Linked DNA regions of Homo sapiens: region 2 is linked to region 1. A link is an interaction called in ENCODE POLR2A ChIA-PET data of the cell type or tissue named here. Cell type or tissue: GM12878. All regions are shown on one strand. Links, peaks and the distances in the headings refer to the core of each region. The heading gives the core; the rest is flanking DNA.

The links. ChIA-PET counts read pairs that join two places held together with the same protein. Peaks named below come from ENCODE experiments on the same cell type or tissue, not always from the same donor. Only the 100,000 strongest peaks of a DNase experiment are listed, where the experiment ranks them.
Region 2: POLR2A ChIA-PET joins it to region 1 with 8 read pairs; 2 of 35 experiments call an interaction of 5 or more read pairs at or near these places.

What each region holds. Positions count from the first base shown.
Region 1 is chr9:16,475,556-16,491,967 of GRCh38, reverse strand. All of the region lies in intron 5 of BNC2 (basonuclin zinc finger protein 2), which reads left to right. Among named protein-coding and RNA genes, the nearest start is that of LINC03041, 210 kb to the right of the region's middle. RefSeq lists enhancers at 5,454-6,105, 6,106-6,758. In GM12878, for the core only: no CTCF peak of the experiment used is centred there; a DNase peak (open chromatin) is centred at 8,924.
Region 2 is chr9:16,997,036-17,013,447 of GRCh38, reverse strand. LOC124902126 (a long non-coding RNA gene) reads left to right here. Exons shown (of 3, transcript XR_007061426.1): 3 at 1-4,289. Among named protein-coding and RNA genes, the nearest start is that of CNTLN, 130 kb to the left of the region's middle. In GM12878, for the core only: no CTCF peak of the experiment used is centred there; no DNase peak of the experiment used is centred there.

The DNA.
Region 1 (16,412 bases), core at 5,233-13,232:
TTGACTAAATTGATTTGTAAAAGCGGAAGTATGTGAGCATACCAGAGTGTAGTTTATTAGTTTTGTTTATTTAGCATGCTATGGACATCAATATATTTTAAAGAAGAAAAACGATTTTGATTAATCTGGTAGCGTAAGCATACATGTAGTAGTAACTTTTTCTTTGTTGGTGTTTCTGTATAACTTAAAAAGAGATGAAACTAAACTGCAGTGAAATAACCCTTAGAGACTGGTAATCCACCCCTAATGAGCGAGTGCACATGTGAACAAGGTATGATGCATATCTTCAGCTGCTCACTTGACTTTTTCAGTTGGATAAATTTCCATCCTCTTTCATTGTAATATGGCCCAAACTAAATTCACTGTTTTCTTAAGCCTTCCTCCCATTTCCCAGGCTCTCTTAGAATTACTGCCATTTCCCCAGCTATCAAGGTATCCAATATAGCTAGAAAAAAATTATTTTGAAGGAATACTGCGTGTGCTGTAGGAGTTTTATGTGTGTTTTTTAAAATTATTTTGACCCTTACCTCTGATCCTCTTAAGTTTTGTCATTACCAGATCTTGTCATTTCTGAGAAATGCATGTTCCTCTTCATTTGAGTGGCCTCCCCAGCATGAGACCCTTTCCACCTGTTGAGTATATCACTGCAGTGGAAGGATCTTACTTGATTAGCAGCATTGCCTCCAGCCATTTGTATCCTTAAAGCTGTGGCAAGATCCTTTTTTCACAAATCCCATTCTCAGCAGTTCACTCTCCATTCAAGATTCTCAGTGGCTTTTCACTGACTGCAACATGTAATGTAAAAATATTTGTCTTTGCTCTCGGTGCCTTGCTTAACATAGATCCATCCTCATTTCAGGTATCAGTCTCTATTCTTTTATGCCCTGTGGGAACCCACCACAATCACGTTGTCTGTCTGCGTCTCTGTCCTCCAGACTTGTGCTCCGCCTCCACACCTCTGCTCATATGGAGCCATGTGGTCTGTAGGATCTTAGGTCTTATATGCCACTGATTCATGTCCTAAAAGTCCTTATTCAATTCTGCTTGACTCTCTTCCAAGGAACACTCCTCCGCAAACCTTTGAGCACCTAGAGATTAGGGACTGCTCATTCTGACATGAAACCAGCTGCACTGCATTTTATTGTTATGTAGTTGTGTTTATCTCCTCAACTCCAAATGAACCCCTTTGAAAGTTGGGACTCTTCTCTTAAATGTTTCTCTTTTTGTAGCTTCTCTTCTTCAGGGAGTGTAGAATACTTTCAACCCAGCACAACTGTATGAAAGACCTGATTGAGGAAACATAAGAATCACTAGGCCAGGGTCCCTTCCCTCTAGGTGCTCACAGTCTAATGGAAAACAGATGTGTCCTTAAACACACACATACACACACCCACACAGATACATAGACGTCTGATATGAAGTGAGAAAACTCTAAAATTTCTACTAATAAAGGTGTGTATTAGATGAAAGTTTGGAGGAAGGTGAGTGATACGGTTTGGCTGTGTCCCCACCTAAATCTCAACTTGAATTGTATCTCCCAGAATTCCCACGTGTTGTGGGAGGGACCCAGGGGGAGGTAATTGAATCATGGGGGCTGGTCGTTCCCTTGCTCTTCTCTTGATGGTGAATAAGTCTCTCCAGATCTGATGGGTTTATCAGGGGTTTCCGCTTTTGCTTCTTCCTCATTTTCTCTTGCGGCTGCCATGTTAGAAGTGCCTCTCACCTCCCACCATGATTCTGAGGCCTCCCCAGCCATGTGGAACTGTAAGTCCAATTAAACCTTTTTTTCTTCACAGTCTCTGGTATGTCTTTATCAGCAGCATGAAAATGGACTAATACAGTGAGCTTTCACTCTAACAATGGGGAGAAAGGTCTTTGATTTGGAGGGGTTCCTACTTGAATTGTATTAAATTAGACATTTGCATTTGAGCATTATTGGAAGAATAGAAAGATCCGTGTATTGTTTTCTTGCAGAAAAATTTTTTGAGGGAAGGAGAAACAGTATTGTTAAGTAAGAAGTAAGGAACTTAATAACTTGATCAAGTTCTTGTAACTAATCAGTGGCAGATACACGAGGGCTCTTGTTCTACTGCCGGTAGTTTTGAGTAGTAAGTTCTGCTGCCTCCTCAAGTTTTGTTAACATTCTTTTGAGTCACCTGAACATATGTATGAAATTTTTAGAGGGTAAGAAACTTTTTAGCCCCCGTTATGTAACACTCAAATCACTCAGGAGTGTTTCCTTTTCAGAGTACTTCAAACCTGCCATGGAGTTAGCCTTTGGGAAGGAGAAAGGCAGGTAACATAAAATATCAACTGAGAGGCTTTGAAGATGGGTGATGTGTTTTTTCTCCTTAGGATGTTAAATCACATATCACCACATGTGTGCATGGAAATGAAAAATGTCAGCAACACATTTATGTAAACCATGGATCATATTTGCATATACATTTCAACTCAGCCTTCCTACCCTGAGACCAGCAATGATTGATGCTTTGTATTTTGTCTTTTTAAAGATTTCTCTAGTCCTAGGATTTTGCTGCATGTTAAAACTCTTATCTCAATGAAAGGTAAATTAGATAATAAACTATAAACCTATGCTGTCTAGCACAGTAGCCACTAGCCACATGTGTCTATTTAAATGTAAATTAAATTAAAAATTGATTTCCTTAGTTGCATAGCCACATTTCAAGTATTCCATACCAAATTGAGATGTGCAGTAAAGGTAAAATACCAGATTTTAAAGATGTATTACAAAAACCAAATTTAAAATACTGACAAATTTTTGTATTGGTAATATGTTGAACTGACAATATTTTGGATTGTTTTATTAAGTAAGACACATTATTAAAAGTTTTGCCTCTTTTACTTTTTTATAATTGTTACTTAGAAGCTTAAAATTACTACTGTGGATCACATATTTCTGTTTGACAACACTGACTTAGAAAGTTCATATTTTAATTTTTAATTCTATTGTCTTAGTGTATAGGTTTATACTGAATGAGCTTACTAGGCATTTTGGAAAGCAGAGTGATTAGCAATGACTGAAACATAATATAGATGATTTAATGATTCCTACCATTTTTTGCCTGTAATTTTTACTGGGTCTACTAATCAGTTTTTTGGGTTTTTTTTTGCTAAAAGAAGCCTTTATCCTTGTTCAGGCCATCACCTTTTAAGACTGTTTTGGTTTTGATCTTGTTTAGCCTTTAATCTTTGCTCCTTGATTGGCTAGTGACAGGCAAACTGAATGATCGGGATTAAGATTCAAATATTTCATGAATGCTTTCACTACAGCATTCCTTTTTATAGGAAGTTACAGTCAATACAGTATATAAGGCAGTACTTAATCTGTCATATTTGCAGGCTAAGCCCTGAATTAGATATTTTAGTGCATGAAAAGATCTCCAGACTAAACGCATTCATTTGCTAATTAGAAAAAAATTTGTTTCCCACTAAAACATTTTACTCAGTAGTGTTTATGTAGAAATACTGTGAATATTCCTACAAAGTTGCTTAATTTATTTCTGTGAGTTCCAACTAGGTTCAGTATAATTTTTCCATTAGTGTAAGTATAGGCCTGCTAGTGTTACGTAAACCCTATTTAGCTGTTAGTACTGTTGTCACCACTCTGATTACTTAAAGAGGTCTCTAGAGCAGAAAACAGACTTCCTAACTTATGAGTTGTTAATATTTTATTTTTTATGTTATTTGGAATATCAAGATATAGTACGTTGGGGAGAAAAATCCTTTGTGAATTTGATAGAAAATTGGAAACCCAAGAAAAAGGCCATTGTTAAGGTTTTTGGCTAATCTCACCGAAATTGTCTGTAGTAACCCACACTGCCATATAAGGCGAGGGGAAACGGTGCCTTTTTGCATGCTATGGGGAATATGTAGCTTAGTAGTACAAAGATAAAGCAAAGAGCTCCAAAGATGCGGCCAAAAATAGTCGTATTGGGGTTTTTGCTGAATTGAATTGTACTGATGGCTGAATATTTTCCGGGATTGAGCCCTCTCTTCTAAACTTAAATCTTGTCCTGTTTCACCATCTATGGTAAAATATCCATGGAAACAAAGTGGCTTCCTCATGGGTTGCTTACTGATCCTGCATTAGGAAAGACCACACAGACATTCGAGGAAGAGAAAGAATATTTCATATGGCTGCTTTCCTTGTTAAGGGGGACCCAGAGAAATGTTTATTTCTGAATAGCTTACCTTCATTCCAAGAAATCGGCTTTTGGGCTTACATAGCAGTGGACATGTTACTGGAATCTTAAGAGTGACAAGAAATTATTGTTTCTGAAGATAGCTTGTCACTTTTTTCTCATAGGACTTGGCTGGGGTTCAGTGCTCTCTTTGGTCTTATTTGAATGGTATTTTATAAGTCAGACAAAATAATATTCAACTATTAATATTGTTCTGCTAAAACAGTTTAGAATAAAGATTTAATGTTCTCTTTTCAGTGAAGAGCTTGTGCCCACTGTGCAGTACTGTAATAAAAGAGAAACAAATGAGGCAGCTCAAAGTTATGGCTCTCCGTGGCTTTTAGGTCTCTCATACATTTTTATAAAACATATATCAGAACTTCTGAATTGTTAAATTGGGTTATTTTTTAAGTGCAGTTGTATTCAAATAAGGACCCGAGAGTAACACTCCATGTCCTGTTAGGTGTCAGCGTTCAGAACTGCCCGCCCCCTCCACCCCCAGCCGACAGACTTACTGCTGTTATTACATCCTCTGGTCTGTAGCTAGGAGAGGACGTTTGACCCCCTCAAGACTGTGCTTCTAGTTGTTCTTCAAGTAAACTGACTCAGCCCCAGGCTTACTGTCTTGCCTTTAGGCAAACAGGTAACTTGAGTTACACATCTCTTTTCTCATCTGTAAAAGGGGAATATAGAAAGTGTCACTTCTGGATTCCCAGTGGATTTAAAAGGCAAAAATGAGATTAACGATGTCTATGGCCAAGCATGGTGGCTCACAACTGTAATTTTGGTACTTTTTGAGGCCAAGATGGGAGGACTGCATGATCCGAGAGACCAGCCTGGGCAACATAGCGAGACGTTATCTCTATAAAAAAAATTAGGCATGGTGTCATGTGCCTGTAGTCCCAGCTCCTCAGGAGGCTGAGGCAGGAGGATCGCTTGAGCCCAGGAGTTTGATGTTACAGTCAGCTGTGATCCCACCACTGCACTCCATCCTGGGCACCAGAGTGAGACCCTGTCTCTACCAAAAAAAAAAATTGTCTGTGAATCTCCCAAATTGCTACAGTTTAATAATTTGCATCCCTATAGAAACCCAGGAGAACTTTAAAGAACAGAAAGTAAACTTTAGTGCAAATATTTGAGAGCCTAATGTGTCATTAAATGTTTCTGAGGAATATATGTTTGCTGAAAAGCTGAAAATTAGGGTTAGTGTAAGCATCACTCATAATAATCTCATGAAGAGAATCTTGCAGATGACATTGCCCAAGCATAGTACTGGGAGGATAATAAAAGGTGTGCGCATTTATTTGGGTGTCAGAAGATTAAGTACAGGGTGTGCTTCAGTATTAATTCTTCCTGCCCCAACCTAAACATTTAACCAAATAAAGAAGGAACATCAAGTCCCACAGAACTAGGAATGATACTACTATTCTGATTTCAAGAAGTATAATTACTGTCCTAACACTTAGAAATGACCAGAATTTAATACCCAGGTCTTCATTTTCCTCTGACTTCATTTTCCTCTGGCTGAAACAGGAGTGACAGAGGCCAGGATCATCAGAGGCAGATGGATCCCTATGGCAGGTTGTTTTGACTCTTCTAAGTTCTTTGCATTAAAACAACATTCCTCAAACACATTAGCCTCCCAGCACGGGGGTGGAAACAACAAAGCAGGAAGCCTGCTGGAGCCTTGGGGAAATCTTGAGTGCTTTGGGGTGATTTATTTTCAGAGGATTCGAACTAAGATCAGCTCAAGAGAAGATGGGAACATTCAGGATGGTGGGAAAGCAAAGTAACTGACTCCCTCCTTTTCCTCTCTGTAAATGGTCTCCTGGAAAGCCATCACAAGTAAATGTTTTATTCCACATAAATTTGTACCCTTGGGGGTACAAATGGGGGATTGAGAAGGGTTGTGGACTGCCTGGAACATGCTTTTTTCTTTTTCTCTTTTCTTTTTGAGACAGGGTCTCACTCTGTTGCCCAGGCTAGAGTGCAGTGGTGTGGTAACAGCTCACTACAGTCTCGCCCTCGTGGGCTCAAGCAGTCCTCCCACGCAGCTGGAACTACAGGCATGCACCACCACGCTTCTCTGTTTTTAAAAATCTTTTTGTAGAGACAGGGTCTCACTATGTTGCTCAGGCTAGAATGTGCTTTTTAATTTTAATTTTTTGGTAAGCCCTAGCCACATGAAATGAGCCCAGTGGGGTGGAGGACCGGCCCTGACAGAGCCTATATGATCCCTTGACTGGGTTAATGCAAAGTTGGGTCTCTTATTAAATTAAGCAGAAATTCCAGAAGGCTTGTGGCTGGGTGATGGATTTGGCCTCTAAAACCAGAATGACCCACAAAACAGGTTTTTGAGTAACAGATGCTTAATGAACATCCCTGACCCAACTTTACAAAAATGCAAACTGGGCTACAAGAGACTTAATCAGAGCAGGATGAAAGCCCAAGTTAGTGGGAGATGAGTGGAAGTCTCATGTACCCAACTGTGAAAGGGCTTCTTTTTCCAATTCAGAACAATTGTATTAGATGGTTATGAGGAACGATCATTTAGATGGAAGCTGAACTCCCTTTCGTTCACTCAGTGAAAACTAAATTGTTGGGCAGGTTCAGAGAAAAAAAATAGAAATAGTGTGTGTGTGTGTGTGTGTCTGTGTGTGTCTCTGTGTGTGTGTGTGTAATTTCTCTGGAAGCACAGGAATGATGTGTTCTTCTTTGTTAAGGGCATTATGAAACCACGGCAGTCCTCTTCTTGTACAGTGGTTGTAATTATAACCACAGGGATATTGTGTTCTCAAACAAACATTCAAGCTCCCTGATACCAGGTTGCCTGAAGCCAAGCTTCACATATGGATGTGTAAAACAATGCCTATTAGTAATCTCCCCCATCACTTGTCATTGGTCTTCCCCTCTGACAGTGGAAATGTCTTTATAGTCTGTGCCTGGCATATTGCTTTTGTTCATCTTAGGTTCATTATGTCTGTTTTAAACAATGAGAACATATAGGTCGTGGCACAGTGAAATGTAGCACCTGAAACTTAAGAGCTTGATCGGGTATATACATAAAGGCTGTCCTTCAGAAATTTCTTCATGATGCTGTTGCATGCCATTGGAACAGTTGGAAAAAGGAAAATTAGAACCACTTGCATGCCAGCCAGCTCTGTTTTTAACGCATGATTATTTTATTGGGGTGTACATTAATTAATCCCGAAATAAGATCCTGTGTGACATTCAGAGTTGTTTTGAGTAGCTCAGAGTTTAAATATTTTAGTTTTACAACTCTGTTATGCTGGCAGCCAACAATGGTGTCTCAGTGAAGTCAGCATATGAGCCCTGCTTGTGATGACATCTGGAAAGCTTGTTTTATCTATAAGCACAGTTGTAGACAAATGAAAGCAGACAGATGTAAGGCTGGGGTGGCATCTTCGCCTCGAGCACTCTCTGGCTGTACATTTTCCAGTGTGTCAAAAACAAGGAGCTTTATTTCGGGGGTGGAATAAAAACATTCTGTCACATCCCTACACCAGCTACTGTGCTGCCTTTTTTGAGCTATAAGGTGTAAAACGGCCTAGACTGTTCAAAATTTAACAAGAGACAGAGTTAATAAGTAAACAGGAGAAAGTCAGTAGTCAGATAGAGGTGCCTGAGTTTGGAGGGGACATGACACCACGTCAAAAGCCTTGGGGTCATTTTAAGAAGTTAATCACAACCACTTTCTCCTGGGAGAGCCAGAAAGAATAAAAGAGTTGGCAGGGGATTTGGAGTTCTGGGTAGATTTTTCTTTTGCCATTACCTTTATCAGCCAGGATTTATTAAGTACCCATGGCGTATAGAAAAGTCTACAAAGTAGTTTGGGTGAGTGGAGCAAAGAAAAGCTTTAGGACAGGGTCATGCTTGAAGATGAGTACTTAGAAGCCTGAAAGTCCGTGACATCTTCCATGGGTGGCTCTCAAGTCCTTTTGCTCAGGGACCATTCCTTAGGAAATCTTATACAAGGGCAGCTTGCCTTTTATCCCACTCCCTTTTTGCTGCTGTAGAAATAAGTATCCCTGAAAATAATCTCCACATATGCGTGTGAATTTGCTTGGATTTGAGTTAAAGCAGATGCTTTTCAAAGTTCTTGATCCTGCAATAGCAATAGAATTAGCTATGTGGGGTATGAAATTAATATTTTCATCTCTGGAGATTTATGGCTTCCTCCTATTTCATGGCATATACTGTGTATACCACTCTGTATACCATGTAATCATTGCTAATTATTGCTAAATAAGTTTTACCAAAATTTTGGGAAACCTGGACATGGTCTTGTTTAGCATCTGCTTAAGGACTGGATTGCCCACCTGCAGCCAAAACCACATAGCTTTATAGTATTTGAATCTTGTGTCTTGAAGAAACCATGCAGATACATGTAATTTGAGAGCAATGAAATAATGGAAATGAAAGGAAGGGAATAGTATGTAAGGAAATGAAATATGGTCAGTTGCTTGTATCAGGACAGAAGCCTCTTGGTTTCAGCAGTGTCTTTTTCAGTGGCCAAGGTGGTAGAGAATATACTTTTCATTTTAGCAATCAAGTTACATTATGGTATAAACAGGGGAAAACCGAGTTTTTCATTTCCCGTCTCATTCCCATCACACCATCATTAATCCTTTCAGAGTGCATGGTGTTAAGATCCACTGAGCCCTGGTAAGTGCCTTTGTGTATACAAAATGGCACTTTTTGTTTTACATGCTGTTGGATGTGGTGGAGAAAATACATGTGTAATCGAAAATGGACAGCAAATTGCCATTTGTACCTGCAAAGACTAAATGGTCCAGAAAGATGGATAGTTGGGGTGTTAGTCACACATGAGTAGACTGATGGGCTGGCCACGGAAAGCCCCGGACCTTTGCATGACTTTTCACTTAGAGCCATCTGAGGGGTTCAGTGACTCCGTGGCTGTTCTCTGAGACCCCAGTCTGGTCCAGAGAGTCCTGGAGTCTGAAGTTTGTGATGATACAGAGGTTGATTCCTCTGAGTTTATTCATTTAAATTAGAAACACAGAGGGAAGGGAATCTTTTCTTGTGATCCCAGTTATTCCTGATAGAGAAGAAGTAGCAGATTTTCTAAATTATCTGCCGGCTGTGGGGTTGGAAAGTAAGTAAGATTATATGTCTCATCATCCTTCTATGAGTATGTAGAAACGAGAGTCTTAGAATCAGTGTCTGCAATCACCTTCATCGGTGCTAGCTTACAATTTAAACTGTCAAAATAGACTTTATTTCCTTCTTTTGTTGTTCAATATAAGAAGAGGGTTTTTTTTTTCTGCCTATTAGTTTGAGTTTCTATAGATGACTATTTATAGCATTTTTTTAAAGGTTTCCCAACACTATTGGGTTGACACAATGGGATATAATAGCCAACAGGGACCTTGCACTGATACCAATTTGATTTATTTATAAATTAAATTATTCTGCTAAATCTGCTGTAGTACTATTTAGTCATTTTGATTTAATCAGAAGTATCCTTTATGATGCAATCTGCTGGAAGACTGTGTTTGGCCAAGATTAAACTTATTCTTTTGAAAACATTAAAACACAATTATGGATCTATAATTTCCCCTGTGGTATCAGTGAACATTAGTTATTATTGACATATATTGGTCTTCTATTATTACTAATATTTTTATTACTGACAACAGTTTTTAGTATTTAGCATGTGCCACATATAGTGCTAAGGTTTTTATATGTGTTTGTAGCTAACATTTATTGAGTACTTATTTTATTACACATACTTTGGAGCTCAGATTATCCAGTATAATTCACATAATGATCCCGTGAAGTTGGTACTAAGATTATAGTATTACCCTCATTTTGTCAACAAGGATGTAGGTTCAGAGAAATTAATTATCTTGTCTAAGATCACACATATTCTTTGCATATTGGACTGTATGTGTTTGTGTATAGGCATTAATTTCATTCTCAGTGTAGATCTGTACTTTCTTTTCCAAATATATTATAACCACACTGTACCTTGTACATGTAATTTTTACTCAGAAACTAACAACTTGTTGGCTTTAAAAAATACTCATTGAAATTGAACATTGCTTCAGTTTCTGAAATGAAAATAACCAGTTCCTAAGTTAGCAGTGATATCAGCGATGGTGTGTCCGGAATTGGTGGGTCCTTGGTCTCACTGACTTCAAGAATGAAGTCGCGGACCCTCGCGGTGAATGTTACAGCTCTTAAGGTGGCGTGTCTGGAGTTCTTTCTGATGTTCGGATGTGTTTGGAGTTTCTTCCTTCTAGTGGGCTCGTGGTCTCGCTGGCTTCAGGAGTGAAGTTGCAGACCTTCGTGGTGAGTGTTACAGCTCATAAAAGCAGTGTGGACCCAAAGAGTGAGCAGTAGCAAGATTTATTGCAAGGAGCGAAAGAACAAAGCTTCCACGATGTGGAAGGGGACCCGAGCGGGTTGCCACTGCTGGCTCGGGCAGCCTGCTTTTATTCTCTTATGTGGCCCCACCCACATCCTGCTGATTGGTAGAGCCGAGTAGTCTGTTTTGACAGGGCGCTGATTGGTGCGTTTACAATCCCTGAGCTAGACACAAAGGTTCTCCACCTCCCCATCAGATTAGTTAGATACAGAGTATGGACACAAAGGTTCTCCAAGGCCCCACCAGAGCCCAAACCCTGAGCTAGACACAGGGTGCTGATTGGTGCGTTTACAAACCTTGAGCTAGATACAGAGTGCCAACTGGTGTATTTACAATCCCTGAGCTAGACATAAAGGTTCTTCACTTCCCTACCAGACTCAGGAGCCCAGCTGGCTTCACCCAGTGGATCCCGCACCAGGCTGCAGGTGGAGCTGCCTGCCAGTCCCGTGCCATGTGCTCGCACTCCTCAGCCCTTGGGTGGTCGATGGGACTGGGCGCCGTGGAGCAGGGGGTGGCACTTGTCGGGGAGGCTCAGGCCGCACAGGAGCCCATGGAGGGGGTGGGAGGCTCAGGCATGGCGGACTGCAGGTCCCGAGCCCTGCCCCGCCGGAAGGCAGCTAGGGCCCGGTGAGAAATCAAGTACAGCGCCAGTGGGCTGGCACTGCTGGGGGACCCAGTACACCCTCCGCAGCCGCTGGCCCGGGTGCTAAACCCCTCATTGCCCGGTCCAGCAGGGCCGGCCTGCTGCTCCAAGTGTGGGGCCCGCCAAGCCCACGCCCACCCGGAACTCCAGCTGGCCCGCAAGCGCCGCCTGCAGCCCCGGTTCCTGCTCCCGCCTCTCCCTCCACACCTCCCTGCAAGCCGAGGGAGCCGGCTCTGGCCTTGGCCAGCCCAGAAAGGGGCTCCCACAGTGCAGCGGTGGGCTGAAGGGCTCCTCAAGTGCCGCCAAAGTGGGAGCCCAGGCAGAGGAGGCGCCGAGAGTGAGCGAGGGCTGTGAGGACTGCCAGCACGCTGTCACCTCTCAATGGGATGGTAATGATTTAACAGATTGGGTTTTCATCAGGCAGAGGGTTGTTTTTGTTTGCTAGAGAGGCTGTGCAGTGTACTGAGAAGCCGAAAAGTGTGCAGTGCTAGGTTGCCAGAGTTTGAATCCCATTTCTGCCACTTGTGAGGTCTTTGACTCTTTATGCCCCATGTTTCTTATTTTTAAAATGGAGATGATAATATTAAAAGTACCTATTTAATGGAGATGTTACATGTATCGAATGATGTTACCTGTGTTGAATGTTGTTACATGTGTTGAATGAACTTAGAATGGTACTTGCCACATAGTAAATACTGAATATTATAATAGCTGCTATACTTATTTTATGATAATAACTTTAGCTGATTCATGGGGGACCACAAGTAGCTTGCAAATAATTTTAAAGATTTTAGAAACATTTGGAAACTGTCAAAGGTAAGTATTCTTCCAAAGGTTAAGCTGTTACAGATAACATTTTAGTATCTTTGTGCCGAGCTATTAAAATAAACATAAATAATCTAACAAATATTTTACCCAACGTGCATAAAGAAAGAAGTCAGATCTTAAATGCAAGCAAAATTATATTAGCCTAACTTAAGCACTTGAAATGTTTATTTCTGTACTTTAAAAATGAGTGCTGACCCAGTGATATCAGGAACTTTCCCCCCAAAATTGTAAATTATAGGACTGTTATGCTGATCAATGATACATAAAAAAGACTCTTACAAGCAAATGTAATAAAATGTTAATTGTAGAATTTAGATGGTAGATACATAAGTGCTCACTGTACAATTCATTCGACTTTTCTGTGTATTTGAAAATTTTAATAATAAAATATTGAAGAGGAAGGCTCTTATACCTCCCTATCACTGAAGGGAAAATGAACCTTTTTGAAACTTGAAAACTTTTGCTAGGTGCTGTATTCTTTGGCATGAGAGATAGCAGTTGAAGTGGTCTGAAACACACACATGAACACACCCTCTGAAATCCCATTTTAGTCAAAGTTGGGGATAAATTTCCAACCACCAATTTTTTCTTTTCTTTTTCTTTTTCTTTTCTTTTCTTTTTTTTTTTTTTGAGACAGAGTCTCGTTCTGTCGCCCAGGCTGGAGTACAGTGGCGCAGTGGGCTCACTGCAGCCTCCGCCTCCCAGATTCAAGCAGTTCTCCTGCCTCAGACTCCCGAGTAGCTGGGATTACAGGTGTGCGCCAACGCGCCTGGCTAATTTTTATTTTTTTGGTAGAGACAGGGTTTCACCATGTTGACCAGGCTGGTCTCGAACTCCTGATCTCAGGTTATCTGCCCACTTCGGCCTTCCAAAGTGCTGGGATTACAGGCGTGAGCCACCGTGCCCAGCCCCAACCACCAAGTTTTTCTTTTTTGGAGTCCTCTTGGTTTTTGTGAATTGAAGTCCCATTTGCTTATTGGTCATCTGTTTAATATCAGGGTCATGCTTCTTTTCTTTAGTCCGAGCGGGAAGAGCTTTGAGAGATGAGAATGCAGGGAGCCACAAAATAGTTACTTCAATTTAGAGGTACTCTTACACACTGACATTCCTTTTTGACCTAGAAGAGTTTGCCAGCAGCTGTATGGTTAATATGGAGTTCACATTTTCTGAAGCTAATAAGCATCTGTACATTCTGTGATCTACACTTACAACATCTAATGGTCCTTTCCTCTTATAATTTGTGGTAAAAGATGTTTTTAAGCTGAATATTCTGTTACACTAACACTGTTCATTGAAGAATAAGATCAGAAATTAGGTTATAGATTACATCTAAAAAAAGGCAGTATTTTATAACCATGTGGAAGAAATATTAAGCTGAAAATGTTTGTATTTTGTGTCATTTATGTCATATGCCTTTTTAAGAAAAAGTGTCTTTGCTCATTAACAACAGAATTACGGTGGTATTATCTCCTTCTTCACAGATCACTTCTGGGATCTTGCTTTTAATTCTGGGTACCACTGTGTATGAGGAGCATTGAGCAATTGAAATGTGATCACCACTCATGACCAGGGTGGTGAAGGGTCTGCAGACTGACCACGGGGAAGCCATTGACAGTGTTTGGCCTGGAGAAAAGCCTGCCAGAATGGAGTCCTCCTCCCCATCTGTAAGGGCTTCCACGTGGACCAGGAAGCATATTGCTTTTGTTAATATCTCAGAGGACCGAAATTTATACGAAGGCAGATTTCAGCCCAGTGGAAGGAAAGACATAGAACAGTTCGAGCCATGAAACAATGAAATGAACTACCTCAGACTGTGATGAGCCAGATACAGCTGGGTTTTTTTTCCTGCCTGACTACTCCTGTCATCTGTTTGCAGGATATGGAAAGATGCAGGGGCCCGCTCAAGTCTTTTTCTAAGGAGAAATTTTAGTTCCTAAGCACCTAAAAAAAGACATGCTGAGAAGTTCAAATTGGGGGCCAGGTACCCCCACCGGAGGAGACTATCCCCTTTGTTCTATGAGTTGCTTCTAAAGTAGGAGCCAAAGGAAGTTTCCCTCCAGGCCTACTCTGAGGATGCCTGTCCTTTTGAAAGCATTCAAGAAAAAACACCTCTTGATTCAGGATCATGATACAAAGAAATAGAGATATCAAATTTTTGATAAAAAAGAAAATTCTATAATGTTAAAACTGAAATGAAATATAATTATATATGTTTCCCCATGAATATTTTTAAACTTTTTTTAGGGTTATAAGGAAATAGTCTAGATATATTAAATGTCTAAATGAAGTTCTTAGCTTTTCAGCAAGAAGAAATAGCTAAAAATTTAAAGTCAGGAAGCTTACAAAACAGATCCAAGAGAGTAAGAGACAAATAACTAATTCTTTTTGAAAAAATGTTTAAGTTTGCCATTAATAAATGATTGTCTAAGTGAGACAGCTTTGGCTGTTGCTTAGACATTTTAAAATCTTGATTTGTTAAGAAAATCAAGGACTTTTTTTTTTTAATCTCCTTGTCACATTGTTATCAAGGAAAGATTTTCTTTAAAAGCCAATACTAGACCCTAAAGGTAATCAAAGAGTATTCCGAAGCTGCATGATAGTTTTAAAATTTTCTCTTTTTAAAGGCAGTGTGTTGCTCTGTCACCCACGCTGGAGGGCAGTGGAGTGACCATTGCTCACTTGGGAACCTCCAGCTCCTGGCCTCAAGTGATCCTCCTGCCTCGGTTTCCCAAAGTGCTGGGATTACAGACCCAAATGATACTTTGGCTGTTCTTCAGGGAGAGGTCTTTTTCTCTCTTGCTCCTTTTCTTCCTGTCCTCTCCTTTTCTACCCTGATGGAGCAACATGGTGGTTTGGGACACTTGTATTTAAGTTCTCATTGAATATCGGGGTTCCTCTTGAAGGCTCTTCTGGATCCTACATTACTTCTGACACCCTCCCTGCTAATGTTCTTTCCCTACCACAGACACATGTAAAACCCACAAATTGGACAATTTTTGTACATTTCAAACCCCTTGCATCATTATGCTTTTTTCAAAAATACGATTTCAGGAATGATCACCTTGTAATATTAAATAGCTGTAGAAAATGACAGAAATTTGGCATGTATAGGAAGACCATTGGATCACAGTAGATTAACTCAGCATTCAGTCATTTGACATGTATTTTTTGGGTGCCTACTATGTGCCAAAGCTGAGAGGTTCTAGAAGTTAAAATGGTGAGCTAGATAAACCCGTGGTCCCTGCTTTCTTGGAGCTTACAGACTAGGGGGAGGGGACAGTGTCAAACTGCCAGAGTTTTTTTTTTTTTTTAAAAAAAACAACACACACACACGGGTTAAAAAGCAAGTTATCTAGAGTACTTCTGGAATCACTTCCTTGACAAAGTGAGCTTTGAGCAGAGGTCTGAAGGATGAGTTGCAATTAATGAGGAAAATGGTGATGATGAGGGGTGAGATACTTGGAGAAGCATGGCCTGCTGAAAGAACTGGCCACGGCGACCTAAAGGGAGCACCTCAGGTGTGTACAGGAGAAACTCCAGGGCGGTGTGGGAGCCTAGGTTTAGATACGCATTCCCCCTCTTTGCTCTGCTGCTGTTTTTAATACTTCTTCCAGAACTTCCCTAGGATTATCTTCCACAGGGGAGTAGATACTGTTTTTATTGTAATGAATCATCATCCTCTATTATTGCAAGTGATGAAGGCTTCTAGTAGCAGTGGAACTAGGAATGGCGTCAGTGGCTCAGCTCTTGATGGCAGATCTTTAGGGGGAAACCCTTTCAGTTTTAATGGTGGATAAAGCAAAACTCCTCGTTCTCATCAGTTTCCCCTCTAGGCTGTCCTGGGTAGGGAGTTGATAGGAGATCTTTTGGACACGGGAATTGCTTCACTGTTGACAGAAAGACATGGTGCATTTGATTAAATTAAATTAGGAGCATGTGTATGCTTGACAAAGTGAGCTAATGAAGGAAAATGCATCAAAAGGATTTATGGTGAATTGATTAAAATTTTTCTTTCCAGAAAACCCTTCCAGCTTAAAGCTTGGAATTGTAAGGCTATCGGTGCTGCTAGGCCCTCTAGGTTCTCACTTGCCTTTACAGTAGGCAGTTTGGAGACTTTTCTTTGAGCAGCTGCTCCTTCTGTAGCATACTCTGTTGCAGGCAAAAGTATTCCCAACCTGCAATCTGAATTGTATGGAGGAAAGGGGATAAAAGACACTGTTTGATTTATTAATTTCTAGTGGATTAGAACTACAAATGTTTGCTATGTTTTTAATTTGAGAAGTAGAGAGAATCACAGCAGCTTTTAATTATGCATTTTGTGTAA
Region 2 (16,412 bases), core at 5,459-13,458, 520 kb before region 1:
TGGCAGAGAAGAGTTTGAGAGAAAGGTTTCAGAAAGACAAAAGTAGAAATCCTGAAAGACTCTGAGCATAAAGTTAATGCTGCAGCAATAGATTTAGAAAAATGATGCATGATGATCTAAGTGGAAGGTGTGACATACCCCCAAAGAAATGCTGAATTCCCCAGGTAGGGTGGGGATCCAAACAAAGGGAGACTTGTGCCTCATTTCCTTAGTGGAACCGAAGGAGCAACAAGCCTCCCCTTGCTCTCTCTCTATACCTCCACCAGTCACAGGCAGAGAAAGTAAAGGTGGGGCCTGCTGAGCACGTCAGAGCAGAATGGGCATGGCATAGCTCCGTCAAGTCTCCCAGAGCTCCAGAGCAGCACAAAAAGGCATCCAAATATTTCCTGTGCTTCCCTGTCCTCTCACCTCAAGAGGGATGCAAAAGACAAGGCTGGAGTGACCTCAAGCAGTCTAGCAGTCTTGAAAGTTGTATGAACTGGAAACACAAGTCCAGAGGAGAACAAGGCCATCTTGAGGATACCAGCAAGGATAGATCACTATGCCCGGAAGCCAATAGGAGCCATCACAAATAAACAAGAATTTCTGAGGACAAAGGTCCCCCTCTTGATAGACATCAAAGTATGATGACTTAAGGCCCCAGAACTTAGAGGCAACTCAGGGAGAAAATGGTGGGGGAAAAAAAACTCCGGAACAGACTTAATAAATAATTGACCAAAGGTAGCCTGAGTTGAATATGATTGAAATTAAGTTCAGTTACAGAATAATGTTATATTTGTTTTTTGCACAGAGGATTTTGCAGCCTGAGACTTTTACCTGCTTGGCTATAAAGAAATAAAACTTGTTTACCTTTGCAAACAGTACTCTCTCTCTCTCTATGAAAGCCAAAAGAATAACTCCAAAAATGTTTTGAGAAATAAGATCATTATTGAACTAAGTATATGACTTCCCAAAGAGACTACTTTCCAGAGTAACACTCCTTTCTGTAAGTGTCCATTCTGTTCCATTTCTTGAAAACATTAGTCTCACTAGTTCAAACTGGTATTCATACTACAGACCTGGTCCTTAAAATGACTGAAAGTAGTTTAGCAATGGTTGCTGTCCATTATTAATTCAGATAAAGTTACAAGATTTGAGGCTAAGATGGAAAAGATTTAAGATTTTGTGAAGTCAGGATCTAATTTAGCTTTGAGTTTGGCTACTACTCAAGCCAAAGCTTTGAAGCTTTTCTACATGGTGAAACAACATTGTGATGTAGGATCAAAGGCTGAAAAGTTCAATGCAAATAAGGCTTGGTTCATGCATTTTAAAGGTAGTGATGCCTTATATAACATCAGGGTGCAAGATGAAGCAGCAGGTGCTGAGGTGGCAGTTCCAGAGAGCAGAAAGACTTTGTTTCTTGAAGGCAGTAAAAGGACTGACACTTTGTCCCCTAAGGCCCATCCTAGCCACAGGGACATTTGTGATAGTAACAAGAAGGCAACAAAACTGAAAATTTATCAAATTTGATAAATTTTCCTGAAAATTTATCAAATGATCCTGGGTCTCTCAAAAATATTCTCAAAATTGCTTGCGATCAAGGAAAGATTTTTTTTCTCAAATCCTTACTCTGATTAGATGTTTTCTTAACTCCCAATTTGTTAAAGGTATTCTAAAATAAATTTTACCTGAGATCATTTCTTTAAGAAGCTGGGCTTCAGGTTCTCAACCAGTATAACATGGCTGTGCTATTGATTCAATATGAAAAAAAAAAATCAGAATGGTTTGATTTAAATAATTTTTCTTACAGGAACTTCTAGCAGAAATATAACTCTCCATAAGTGTAAGGAATATCTCTAGTGCTGTCATATGAAAACTCAATTAAAAGATCAATTTTTTGGAAATACATATTTTCTGGAAAACCTAATTATTAAAACAGGTGCCATGAACCAGATATAATTGTGGATGTTTAAAGTTCTACAAATTGAATGAATTTGCCTTTGAAAAATCTGGATATTCAACATGATTTCAAACAGACTTATTAAAGAAAATATCAAGACGCCCTCTTTAATACCTTCCCTATTATACCTTTCCTAAGAAATATCTGTGAGTTACTGAAGTTCTGTCAGCCTTCAATTTGATTTTATTAGCATTTGTTGCTTTAAATCAGACCTTTCACATTATTTATACAGGTTTTTTTTAATTCAATATTCAAAATGATAGAACATATACATTGAACCACAGATAGGGACATAATTCATTGCAGTATGAAACATGCCTTATAACACTTAAGTGGTTTATTAAACTTGTCTGCTCTTATATTGGATAAATTCTATCCTTGACATCAAGATGTGTGTGTGAAACATTTATCATGTTTAGAATTCCTCTAAGTTACATAAACTACTTCATCAGGGAATTGCTAAGAGTATCATCCAGAAGTTAAAATACACCAAGTATCCAAATATTTCTCTTAAACATGAGTTAGACCTAGACTACCACGTAGAATTATTTTAGTGGTCTCAGTTCCATCCCCAGTGGACAGTAGTACATAGTAAGGAAAACCACCCCACACAATTTGGCACTGTTTAGAACCCACAGCCTCTGATCAGGAGGAGCCTCCCCATGAGCCCAGGGAGACTGAATGGCCTCTTATTAGAAGGAGCACAGTCTTTCAGGCTAGGCTGAGGTTGGAAACTATGGGAGGATGGTGCTACAGCTCTTGGCTCCCTTTCTGGCTTGGGGAAGGTGGAGGTCTTCTTGGGGCAGAGCTGCCCACTCACATTGCAAATGGAGAGCTGGTTATTGAAGGAGAATGAAATGAAAGAGCTTTTTGTCAGCATAAGGTAAGGAAGTTCATCATTTGGGGGAATACAAATGCCAAACTTCATTTCCGTTTAGATAACACAGACTAGAACTAGAGAAGAAGGAAATAAAACGCTGTAGCCCAGAAAGCTGGAACTCGGTTTAGTTAGAATATTGATAAACATGTGACTAGTTTATCATGTATCGTCTATGGACTCCTACAGAGGTGTTACACTTACTTAGAAGAAACACACACATGCTTCATTTTAATAAAACAAAGAGCTAGGTAGTTGCTACAGAGGAGCTAAAGCTTTTGCCTGAGATTATTAATAAGAAAAAAAGATTTTCTACTGGGAAATAGGATAGTAAAACAGAAAGATATGCGACCTGTCGGATTTGGAACCAATCACACCTGGGTTTGAACTCCAGACTTTGGGCAAGAAACCTGAATCTCAGATTCCTTGATTGTAACATGGGGTCAATGTTACCCAGCTCAAAGGGCTTCTGTGAGATGAAGTAAGTGAATGCATAGGGCCTGACACAGTGCCTGACACAGAGAAATTAATTGAAATATTAGGTCCATTCTCTATACCAGGGCTCAAATTCAGGGCATTGGTAAATTGAAACAGAAAGACTAATATGTTAATATTTTCACTAATCTCTAACTGAAAAGTCACATTTCTTAAATAATACAGGTAAGCAATATTAGCATATGCAGTAGCTGTGATGTTGACACTAAGAGAAATCACAGATATTTTCATAACACAACACAGCTAGTATAGATATTTTAAAAATATTGTTTATACTCATCACTATTTTGAAATTATGGTAGTTATTAGACCTGCTGCTAGATCTTGTTATTCAATGCATTAGTGAGAAAGCACATTACTGTACAAAATTGTTTTTTAACATTTTGATGGCTATATTTTTGTAATTGATTTCCTTTGCAATATTATGTATTTTTAAAATTCTTCATAAACATGCTTTAAACGGGAATTGAAAACATTGAGAAGACTAGAGACTTCAACAAACTGCCAAATGGGTTTGCTCTACCCTCTGCGAGTGGTGTTATATTCAGCTATTACGAAATGGATGAAGGTCCTATTGATTGGGACTGTGAATAGATGGGACCATTTTTCAGATGGGTCTAATTTGGGCTGTTTTCTGCAAATATGATCAATTTCGGACTTGCAGGTGATTTTGGTTCATATTCAGCTGTTGCTCACTTAATGAGATTTTTACTTGAAATGTGGAATGAAAGAGAACACTTTAACATTTTATCTTTTCTTGATCTCAAAAAGTAATATGAAAAACAAGGAGATGTGTCCAGATCCCTGAAAGTCATTTTCATATGCACATGCCCCAAGGATCTTAGAGAGTCATTAGGATTTTATGACACTAAGTTATTGGCTTTATTTGTGGCAAAGGTACTGTGAAATCAGATAAGAATCGGCGGCTTCTAAATCTTGTCTCCCTGCAGTTAAAAATAAAAACAGATTCAACCATCATCTGGTTAATATTTCCTTACATTTCACTAGTTCTGAAACATGCCAAAATATGCCTACTTGCAACAGCTGGAAAATTATACTTCAACTAAAATTATATTTCTTGGCTTCCTATGGAATGCTTTTGCTCTGAGAGCTCAGGAATAATCTAACCAGTGTTTTCTGGTTTTTTTGTTGTTTTGTTTTGTTTTTAATTTGTGACAATAATCCAACCAGAAATGTCACCAGGTTTTGTTATAGGGCAAAATACACTTTATAATATTACTTTTCTTTAATACATACCAGAAGCCTATTTCTTATTCTAATATGTGGGTAAAGTACATTTTTAAAAGATAGCAGCAGAATAATAATAATTTATAATGTGGCATATGTAAGTCTGAATCTTGGTTTTATTTATTTATTTATTTTGGTTTGGTACAATTTAAAGACAGACCTTTTACTCCCTACAAATGAATCAGACAGGATCATATGTGTCAACATTCTCCTTATAGCAGCATTCATTTTAAAGGAAGAGGATAGAATTTGACTAATGTTGAGTGCAAACTATTTTTAAATGGTGCCTATTTACCAAAAATGGTATTTAAAGTGTTGTTGAGATAAATGTGCCACTGACTGCATAGGTGTACTCCTTTGCAAAGTATTTCTCAGGCCGGTATATTTTTTTTTTTAACATAGATGAGCTTTCTCTCATCTCCTTTCTATTATTTTCTAGAATACTTGCTCTGAGTTGTAGGCAAGTAGATTCCCACACAATGTATTTCCTACTCCGGCTTTCAGTGTAGCCTTTTTGTTCAACTTGTTCTAATATTTATTCTATAATTTATTCTAACAAAAATCACTTCATGTTCAAAGAAACATTCTGATAGTCCAGATGGAGTCCTCTTTGTCTGGAATTAGCATAATAGAGGTTGGACAAAAATTTCCTTTCTTAACTGTTCTAACTAACGGAGACCAGAAGTTCTAGAGGTCCAGCTTCTGCAACCATTTGATACTTTTCTCGCCAACTGTAACATGACCAGAAACGATCTATGGAGTTCAATTACTCCTATGCTCTGTGTTCATTCATTGAGTGATTCATTCATTCACTGAACATCAAATAAGCACTTACCACACCTGGATGAACAGACATCGTGACTGTAGCTCCACTTACTGAGGAGACATTCCCTCTTCCTTGTCTTTGAAGAACACCACTGAATGTGGCTATAATGCAGCTACCAATCATTTCTGGTTTGCACCCACATACTGAGTCAGCTCATCTGTAAACCAAACTATGGCTCTCTCCCCCTCCTTCAGCTGGTTATACAGGACCTCTCCCCAACCCGCATACAGCCATAGGTGTGAGTAAGCGAGAGGGTTACTCAAACTGTGGTGAGTGACAAGGGATCTGGGCTACCTGCCTGTGCAGCCCATCCAGGCTATACCATTTCCATCTTAAAATGGACAATTGGCTGCAGCTAGGCCAATCTGACTTCCTGATTTGGTGGGTCTGAGAGAACACAGCCAATATTGGGCAGGTCTCCATGCACAGACAATTGGTATCCTTTGGTCAAGTGTTTCATCTTTACCAGGGCACAGTAACACACCAGGAGATGTTTATCAAAAGGCATATAATTATCTGCTGCTGCAAATGGCATGGCCTTGTTCCAGAATCCCAGGGTCCTGAATTCCAATTCTCCCACTGAGATTTGTCACCACTAAACATTTAGTGATGCTGGTTGCCTCACCAGCTCATTCCTAATGACCTTGGTAAGTGGTGTGTCCTCTGGGTCCTCTTGTTGAGTATAATCCTCCAGGAAGTCTTTTGACCTGGCAAAATATATCCATTCTAGCATGACTAGTTTCTCCAGGCTCTTTATTCCTTCCTGTATCATCTTTTGGCACAATTTAGGCATTTCCTTTCCACTCAGCATTAACCATCACTTTCTCCACACTTTTAGGAGCCATGGTTGCAGTGAATTTGTCTTACTCCCTGGGGTTCACGCCATCATGTTAAATCCTGTGTCCTGAAGTCAATGAATTCATACATACATATTGACTCCCTTGATCAAACGCCTTCAAAATCCAATCCCGAAGATCTTCCCTAGCCATCGGCAGCTAGCTAGGTCATATAGCTTCTTCAGTATAATCTCCTGCCTCCCTTATGAAGTCCAGTTGATGTACTTTTGCAGGCTCCCCATTGAACATAACCCCTTCTTCCTTCCTATATTCTTCTTAATCTCATTTCTATAATTTGTTCTAAAGAAAGAATCTGTTGTTCAATCACACTAGGAGGTGAATTACAACAAAGCAAAAATGAAAATTTAAGCTAATGGAATGAAACCTCTACAACAGAATTTTCTGACATGGTAGCGGTATGAGGGTAGAAACAGACATGTACTTAGAGAGGGAGCAAAACTCTGCTATTGTACCCAATTACTGCCTATTTTACCTATGATAAGGCCCTGCATTCCCACAGTAGGCTGTAAACTCATCAGTCTAATCACATTTTCTGGACTAAGACAGAAACTGTCAAAACAGAAAAGGGATCCTATGGAATACATACCTTCGCAATAAGCAGAGACCCACACTTTTAAAATGCTTATGGAAATGAAGTAAGACCAAGAGCTGTAGGATATCACCCTGAATCTGCTTACCAAGCTCAGTTTTAAACAAGTTCCTTGCCTAGACTGCTATGATCTCTGACCAGTGCCAGGAACAAGAAACCCATAATATATGTCCTCTATTATAGAGTTTACAGTGAAAATGCATGCCCAGACAAAAATTACTATTTATATCTCTATCTGTGCACATCATCTGTTCTGTTGTATTTATTTATGACTCTATTTCTCTCAAAGGCAGAAACTTTTAAGGCAGAAACTTGACTTACTCGTTTCTGCCCTCAGCGTCTAGGCTAGTGTCTGGCATACAAGGGGTGCTTAGCAAGTATTTGTCAAATGAGTAAATGATTGAATGAAAGATTACTATAGAGAAAGATATCTCAGACCAGGTCCCCAGTCCAAAGTACAGTTGTCCAATGTATCAGAACTGTGTAAAGAGTTAATTCAGATTTCTCCTTGGCCCTACCAGACTATATAATTCATTACCCATCTCTCCCCTTCGTTTTCTGCTTGGTAGAATAGGCTTTGGTGTTAGGTAATACATATGTAATAAAAACTCTAATTACCAGTTAGATTCATCTGCTTATTATGATACTAGTCTTTTATTAAAACTAGATTTCGCTCCACCATGCTCTTGGCTATAAAATAGAGCTCTTTTACTTTCTACCAATTCTATTGGCACTCCTTTTTAATTCAAATACTGCTCTGGGATCAACAATGCAATAAGACATAATTATGTTTTAAGATCCATGAATTGGTTGTGAAAATGCAGGTATTTTCTCTCTAGGTAGTTTGCTCCAGGAAATACACTGAGAAGTATATTTTTATCTTGATGTATGGGGATTTACATAGGAACATACCCCTCAGAGTTGGAAGTAGTATTTTGCAGAAATGCTGGAACAAATACCACCCATCACCACTTTATTATGTTCACAATGTACTCCATTATCATCAGTATGTGAGTATAAATCCTCATAAGAAAGCTCCCAGTATTAAAAACCATAATTATAACATGTATTTATTCCAAACATATGTACCACCGTTTCAAACTACCCACCAGCTGAATATATTTTGCAGCTTTCAAAATTTGACTGGTGCGAAGATGGCTTTTATAAATGTGATTTATGACAATTTAGGTGCCGAAAACCATCGTAATTACAAGTACTGTAAATGTTTTCTCTCCGCTTAAGTAGCCTCGCTGAGGAGGACAGCGTTCATTTCCTGTGGGCCGGGCCTTTTGGCTCCAGCCTTCTCTGCAGCCAACAGGCTGCTCTGCTCCCAGCTCTGTTTCACCAGTAAAAGATTAACAAAAACTTTTCAGCGCTCGGTTTTCTTTTCCCTCTGGGGCTATCCATTTTCCCATCTCCAAAGAGGGCAGCCTCTCCTAACATATGTTGGAAATTGTTGTTCAACTTCACAGAGTATACAAACACAAGACTTTTCTCCGTTCATGGTGCCAAGAGCAGACGTTTCAATGGAATATTTCATTATAATGCAGAGCCTATGTGCCAGAAAAGAGGCTTTTCAAATGAACTTCATAAGCTTTTTTGATTTTTTTTTTTTTTTTACCATGTGGTATCTGGGGTTTCTATAAAGCAAAAGAGACTTGACTTTTGGTATAAAAAAGTTTAAACTTTTAACCTACCTGGATTTGAACAGGATAATAAATTGTCGAGTAATGACTCTTTGCCAAATGTTAATAATTTTCATGAAAAGTAAAATCAGAGAGTCGTGGAAAGGCTGTGATACTCTGCACCTTCGTAGCACCTTCCATCTCGTTATTTTAAGGCCTCTCTCTCTCTCTCTCTGAGTGCACCAATGGGCAGTCAAGCCACAACAAAGGTCAAGTGACTCACCCAAGGTTACAAAGAGAATTAGTGGCAGGACGGATGAGATACCCAGGATTCCTAATTCCCAGTTCAGTGTTGTAGTTTAAAAAGCCCCCATATACCCCTCTTGTAAATTATTCTGTCATCAGCACTTTTCTTATTACTCTTTGTTTCTGGCAGTTATAAACTCAGAGGTTTAGAAAATGACTTTGTGACAAAATTTAGCCAACAAAATCTCTAGCTTACTGTCAACTCTTTCCAAAAGACGGTTTGAAAATCTGTAGTTCAGCTACTTTGGGGGTATAGATATGCCCAAATCCAAAGTTCACGCATCTTGGTATGTCTCTGAATTTGAAAGGATGACTACACACGAGATTTATTAAAGTTGTGTGTTAATCACTGAGTTTTGGTTTTATTACTAAATCAACATAAAAGGAGAAGCTGAATTTTAAAAATTTTAAATTCTAATTACTACAAAAATAACTTATGCTTGATTTATATCAACTTTACTCCTAAGTTACAGTATAAATGACTATAAGGAAATTTGCATATAGGCTTTCTGTGGAGACTCACCATATAGCTGAAATTTACAGAACATGACTTGAAATGTGCCGGAGTACCAGGTTTTTCTCTTTAACCAGCTTCCACAGCTCTCATGCCTGCTCAGCCAGCTCTGTGAATCACATCTTGGCTACTAGTGAGGCAACTCATAAGTATTTCTTACAGGCAGAGTGTCTTCACATCCTATTATACTATAGTATTTTACTATACAAATATTTCTTTATATTTACTTAGCTGTCTAAAAGACCATTTCTCTAAAATCAATAGAGAGGCAGGAACAACACATAAAATAACAGCCACTGAAAAAAAGAGCAACCACAACATTTTGTCAAATAGAAAATGAAAACAGAATGTAAGACTACATCCAGCAATTTACAATTCCTTGAAGGAGTGTTACTTGCAATAAGTGATTCATAGATGATGCAAATCACACCCCTTTGGTTTTTGCTGTTGCCTTTATTAAATTTCAGATGTGACAAGCTTTCTGGGTTGAACCCAAACATAAAAGGTCCATGTGGTTCTTTTCCCCCTTCTTCCTTTTTTTTTTTATACTCTCAGAAATTTTAACAATGTATGTACATTGTTTTTACTATAGAATTATCTCTATTTAAAAACATATATTTTTTGAGACGGAGTCTCACTCTGTCACCCAGGCTGGAGTGCAGTGGCATGAGCTCGCCTCACTGCAACCTCCGCCTCCTAGGTTCAAGTGATTCTCCTGCCTCAGCCTCCTGAGTAGATGGGACTACAGGCACGTGCCACCATGCCCAGCTAATAAAGATTGTAATTTTAGTGTAGAGGAGATTGTTGGACTGAAAATGTTTCCAACCAACAAATTCATACTTCTTTCATACATTCTCTTTAGAGAGAACAAATATTAACCATAATTTTTTTTTTGTTTTTTTTTTTTTTTTTTTTTGAGGCAGAGTCTCGCTCTGTCACCCAGCCTGGAGTGTAGTGGCGCAACCTCGGCTCACTGCAACCTCCGCCTCCCAGATTCAAGCAATTCTCCTGCCTCAGCCTCCCGAGTACCTGGGACTACAGGCACGTGCCACCACGCCCGTCTAATTTTTTGTATTTTTAGTAGAGACGGGGTTTCACCGTGTTAGCCAGGATGGTCTCAATCTCCTGACCTCGTGATCCGCCCGCCTCGGCCTCCCAAAGTTTTGGGATTACAGGCGTTAGCCACCGCACCCAGCCATAATTTTTCAGTATTATGTTCAGTAAGCCACAGTGAACATTGACAGGGGCTTACTTCCTTATAGAATATAAGCCCAGTGACTATTCCAGTTCAAACATCACAATTAAGCCATTTCACATTATTTTCTTATGTATTATGCACTTGAATTCCAGTTTCTTTGATTTGTAACAAAGAGTTGAATCATTAAACTTCTTAAAATTACATTTTTCTCCTCGCAAACTTGAGATAGTAATTCTTACAGGCTAAGTACAAGCTTAACACTGTCCAAAGAATTCCACACTGTCTAGGAAAGAGGTCTGAAGTGAATATAAGAGAGGATGTAAATAAACTTAACGGGTTTCATATAAGTAAATATAAGAATAAAAGGGAACATATATTAACTTAAAGAATATTTCCTCCAAAAATCTATAGAGAGGAACAACACAGAAAATAATCACTGAATTAAAAGTGATCACAAGCAAGTTGTCATATAGAAAATTAAAACAGCATGTAGTCTGATTGTAATATGCAATTTGCAATTCCTTAAAATACATATTCACTTTTATATTTACATGCACACACACACACTCACACGTATACACACTAATCTGGAAACACTCTTTCACATTACTATTTAGAAAGCAAATGCTCAAATGTAGGGCCACTATTCACCTAGGGGTAGAAGAACCCCTGAGAAACGCAAAAGAGATCATGCAGTATGTCCTTTTTTTCCCATTTCCACCCTTACTCTCCTCATCAAGTTCATTCCTCTCTGTCAGCCAAATCCTCCCACTGCATTAGGGCTCTGGACACCTCTTCTCCTCATCTTTTCCATCCCCATTTGTCCTCACCTACTCTATCAGGATGATCACAGCACAATCATAGGCAATGCCTGCATGTTAAGCAAGGCATATTTGCTAACAGAAGATACTCCCTGCCTCTCTCCCTACCTCCATGAAATTTGTGAGTTTCTTACTGAGAGTCCCTGGAGTCCCCCTTGTCAACACCTACTGTACATCTGCCTAGACTTCCCTACACTTTGTCCCTACAAATTTGAAGTGTACCCCTAGCAAGCATATGGTACAGCACGGCTTCCTCATGATTCTCAATCAGTTGGGCAGGAGGAAGACACCAGACACAACCTGAGCCGGTCAAATTTCCTTCCCAGAGAAAGTGGAACTGAAAACAGGATAAAATCAGTTAGGTTCCCATGTGGCTTGACCTGTGCCACAGCACTGAAGAGCTAGCTGTAAAGGCCATTGCTCTAACATGTGGACTGTAAAAAAGAGAAAGCCAGTAGTGAAACAGATGCTCAGAAAGAAGCAGAGATCAGAGGAGGAGAAAGTCCTGATGGTCTTTCCAGGCCTTGGTTCCAGAAATGTCTGGGCCTAGCTGCATTTCTGCTCTTAGATTCTGTAAGCCACCTTCACATGATTTCTAACAAATTCCTCCTTATTTGCTCAAACTAGCTCAAGATAATTTACAGAGTTTTTTCTTTTTTTGAAACCATAAGTAGCCTAAACCACACCCCTGAACTGAGAGAGGGGTTTATTCTACTATCTTATGATCAACATCTAATTATTGGCTGAAATGTCCAGTTCACCAAACTTCATGAGTTTGGCTAATACTGGAAATGCAACAATATTTCTAAGTCTATGCATTTCCTGGTGACTGTCAGATACAGCTTGGTGGGAGACAGCTACAAGTCTCAGAGCATATTTCACAGGAAGGGTGACTATGACCAAGTTTACCAGGATGGTTGCATGGAAGTCAGAATCCACTAAGGAGTGTGGAAGAACTCACCTGCCAAATCAACCAGCCCTGTAAAGGGATGACACTGGAGTGTCAGACCCATACCTAGCCATTATTGGCAGTAAGAAGAAAATTATTTTGAAAAGAAAAAATAAATAAATAAATATGACTAAGTAAGTTCCTTTTGATGTGTTCTTATCATGTTTTGCCTGGCAAAAAGTAGAACATCAATAAATGTCTGTCAAATATGCAACTAATAAACAGATTCTTCAAGTGTGTTGGGATACTAGGAAAAGTTAAGCAAAAGACACGGAAAAACATTTGTTATGGGAAGATGTTGGGAATTGCTTCAGTTGAAAGCGGTATGGGGTAAGGTAATTTGAGATTGATGAAAAAAATGGGCCAGACTGATTGAACTTCTTAAGGAATTGAAAATTCCCTAAGAATGAACATTTATGTAAAAATAGTATTGCATATTTTTCACTTTATTTTATTTCAACATAGCATTAATATTTTAGTATAATCATACATATTATTTGAGATGGCATTTCTAGTGAGTCATATCTGTAATTTGCTAGTAGAGATGAAGGAAAAGCAGTTGCTTAATAAAAATTCATAATGCCACCATTGCTAGAAACTCATCTATTCCTTACTATTAGGGGAGGTGTGTCTGAAATTATTAGTCTTATAGATTGTTTAATTAAACATATACAGTTACTTCCATGACATAGTAACTTCAAAGTAGTATTGCCAAATTAAGCAGTCATAGGTGTACAATTTAGGGAAATTAGATTTAAAAATGGACTTCATATACATCTAGTCTCAAACTCTAATTTGACAAGTAGACCCTGAGAGGTTAATAACAGTTTCAGCTCATCCAAAGTTTAAACTCAGTTTTCCCAGTTTCCAACCTACTATATATTTTATTTTCTTTAAGACTTCCTCTATGATTATAATTTAAGTCCCTTTTCTAAAAGTTTTTAAAGCTAACCTGTTGGTTTTAGTAATCCAAAAAATTTTCTTTTTTATTTTTAGCCACTATTTTTGCAAGTTTTTTTTTAATTGGCAGAAAAGCAATTCAAAACAAAGAGTGAATGCACAGATGAATTCATAGATGGCTCCGCAGCAGTTGGCAATAGTGTGTGTGTGTGTGTGTGTGTGTGTGTGTGTGTGTGTAGGTGGGGAGGGTGGAGGAGAGTGGTGAGGAGAAGACAGACAGAGAGAGAGAGATTAGTGTCAGCCAAGTGGAAATTTAGTAGTTCTCAGTTTCCTCATTCACTGGTTAACATGGTTATTAAATGCCAACAATGTTGAGACATTGACATGGTACCTTTCCTCGACAAACTTAAGAGTCTAAGTAGAGAAGGCCTATTATAAAAAGGAAAACAAATAACTCGATATCAAGATAAATATTCAGAAAATTGTTTACTGGTTTTGAATCCTGAACAGGATCATATTGAGAATAAATGGGAGACCGACTGAGACATTATCAAAAGAACTCATACAAATATATTTACAAATGGTTTAAGAGCTAAGAGGGCCATATACAAGGTCTTGTGAGAGCACCTGACCTAGTCTGAGGCATCAGCCAATTCTTCCTTGCAGGAAGCACTATTTTAAATCCATTCCAAAGGATGAAAAGGAGTTGGCCAGGTGGAGGGAATGGATTGAGGAGGAGAACTCCATATCCATCCTAAGCTTAGAAGACATGAGGTGCATCCAACACCTAGGCAAAAGCCACAGCAGTGGAGAACAGGAGAACAATAAGGAGCCATATGGGCAGACAAGATGAAGTGAGAGCCACCTCATATGGGGTCTCAAGGAGGGAGAGGCCTCTGTTACTGTTGGAGTTAATCACGTGGGCTCTGTATCAGTTTCCTATGCTACATAACAAATTACCTCAGACTTGGTGTCTTAAAACAATAACTATCTTTTAACTCACATTTCTGTAGGTCTGACCAGGCACTGTAGCTCACACTTATAATTCCAATTACTTGGGAAGCTGAAGCAGAAGGATTGCTTGAGGTCAGGAGTTTGAGACTAGCCTGGGCAATACAGTGAGACCCCATGTCTAAAAAAAAAATTTTTTTTTTTTTTGAGATGGAGTCTCACTCTATCGCCAGGCTGGAGTGCAGTGGTGCGATCTCAGCTCACTGCAACCTCTGCCTCCTGGGTTCAAGCGATTCCCCTGGCTTAACCCCCTGAGTAGCTGGAACTACAAGTGTGTGCCACCACACCCAGCTAATTTTTATATTTTCAGTAGGGACGGGGTTTCACTATGTTGGCCAAGATAGTCTCGCTCTTGACCTCGTGATCTGCCCGCCTCCACCTCCCAAAGTGTTGGGATTATAGGTGTGAGCCATCATGCCTGGAGTAAAAATTTTTCTTAATTAGCCATATATGGTGGCACACATCTGTAGTCCCAGCTACTCTGGAAGCTGAGAAGGGAGTTCACAAATATTGGAAGCCCAGGAGTTCCAGGCTGGAGTGAGCTATGATCATGTTACTGCACTCAACCTGGGTGACAGAGCGAGACTCTGTTTCTAAAAAATCAGTCAATCAATCAATCAATCCAGCCTGGCTCAACTGGGTTCTTCTACTCAGGGTCTCACAAGACCAGAATGAAGGTGTCAGCTGGGAAGTGCTGGGGAAGACTTTCCTCCAAGTTCTTTCAGGTTGATGGCAGAATCTGCCTCCTTGGGGCGGCAGGTCTGAGGTCCCTGTTTCCATGCTGTCCGTCAGCTGGATGTTACCATTAGTTCTTCCAGGCCATTAACATTTCTTCCCATGTGCCTGCCTCCATCTTTAGAGCAGCAATCCACAAAGTCCTGCTGCCTCGCTGAATCTCTGTGACTTCTGCCAATAGCCAAAGAAAATTCTCAGCCTTGGAAGAGCTTGTGTGATTAGGTTCATCCCACTCAGATAATTTCTCTCTTAAGGTTAACTAATTAGAAACTTAAATTACATTTGCAAAATTTATCTGGCCATGTCATATATCATAATCATGGGAATAACACCAGGGAACAAAGGTCACATGGGCCATCTAAAATTCTGTCTACCACAGGCTCTAGAGATTAACCAAGCCTTCAGATTCTGACAGCACTATTAACCATCTCTGGAACTTGGGCATGTTAAGTAGATGTCCTCATCAATAAAATAATAAAATTATGAAGCTCCTTCATAAGCTTCCTGCATTAAATGAAATAATGTTTATAGAATGCTCAATAGAGCACTTGGCTAGTTCAGAGCTCAGTAAATGTTAAGTATTATTTTGAAAAGAAATTTGAACCCTACTCTATGAACAAAAAGGGAGGGGTTGCATTAGCTTTTGTATTAAATTAAGAGATGGAGTAAGGTTATTGAAGGAATAATAAAGATAGGTTACAAATAACTAAATCCCAAAAAATGTAAATTACATTTAAACATAAATGTAATTTACATTTTGAGCTAAGTGTGTGAAAGTCTTTCCAGCATTATATGTCTTATGCATGACTAATGAGAAGCAGTGTGCATAATGGTCAAAATTAAGTGTCCTGTATCAGACTTCCCAGGTTTCCATCTCCCTATTACCCCTATCAAGTAGGAAACCTTAGGCAAGTTACTTGGCTTCTCCATGCCTCAACTTTCTCATCAGAATAATGAGGGTAATACTGAAACCATCCTTGCAAAATTACAAGAATGAGAGAAACCTAATTAGCTGGCTCCATTTTGCTTCTAACCTCACAAGCTAACCACCTTTGCTTATTCTTGTACGTAGGCCAGGATAACTATAGGAATAATTTAGTTTATGCTTTAACCTTGGAGCAAGAATGATTATAGTCTCTTCCCAAAACTAACCTTTCCCTTGTTAGGGACTGAAACTGCATTTGTGGAACTAATGTAAGGTCATAATATTAGAACTATAATAGGGGTCTGAATTCTGCTAAGATATAGGCATAGTTATACAGTAACCAATCATTGTTCCCTAACTTGCTGTTTTATAATTGCTTACTTCTCAGGAGTCACATAGCCAGTGATCAAAAGATCTGTAACTTCCCCAGTTCCTCCTATGGGTAACATTGCTATTGTGAAACTTAAGACTGGCATTTCAGATCAGATCACTCAGATGCCTTGAGATTATGAAACTCCTTCTCTGCTGCAATACCTGCTGTTTCAGTATATTGGCTTTTTCTGTGCAGCAGGCAAGAAGAACCTGCTGGGCTGTAAC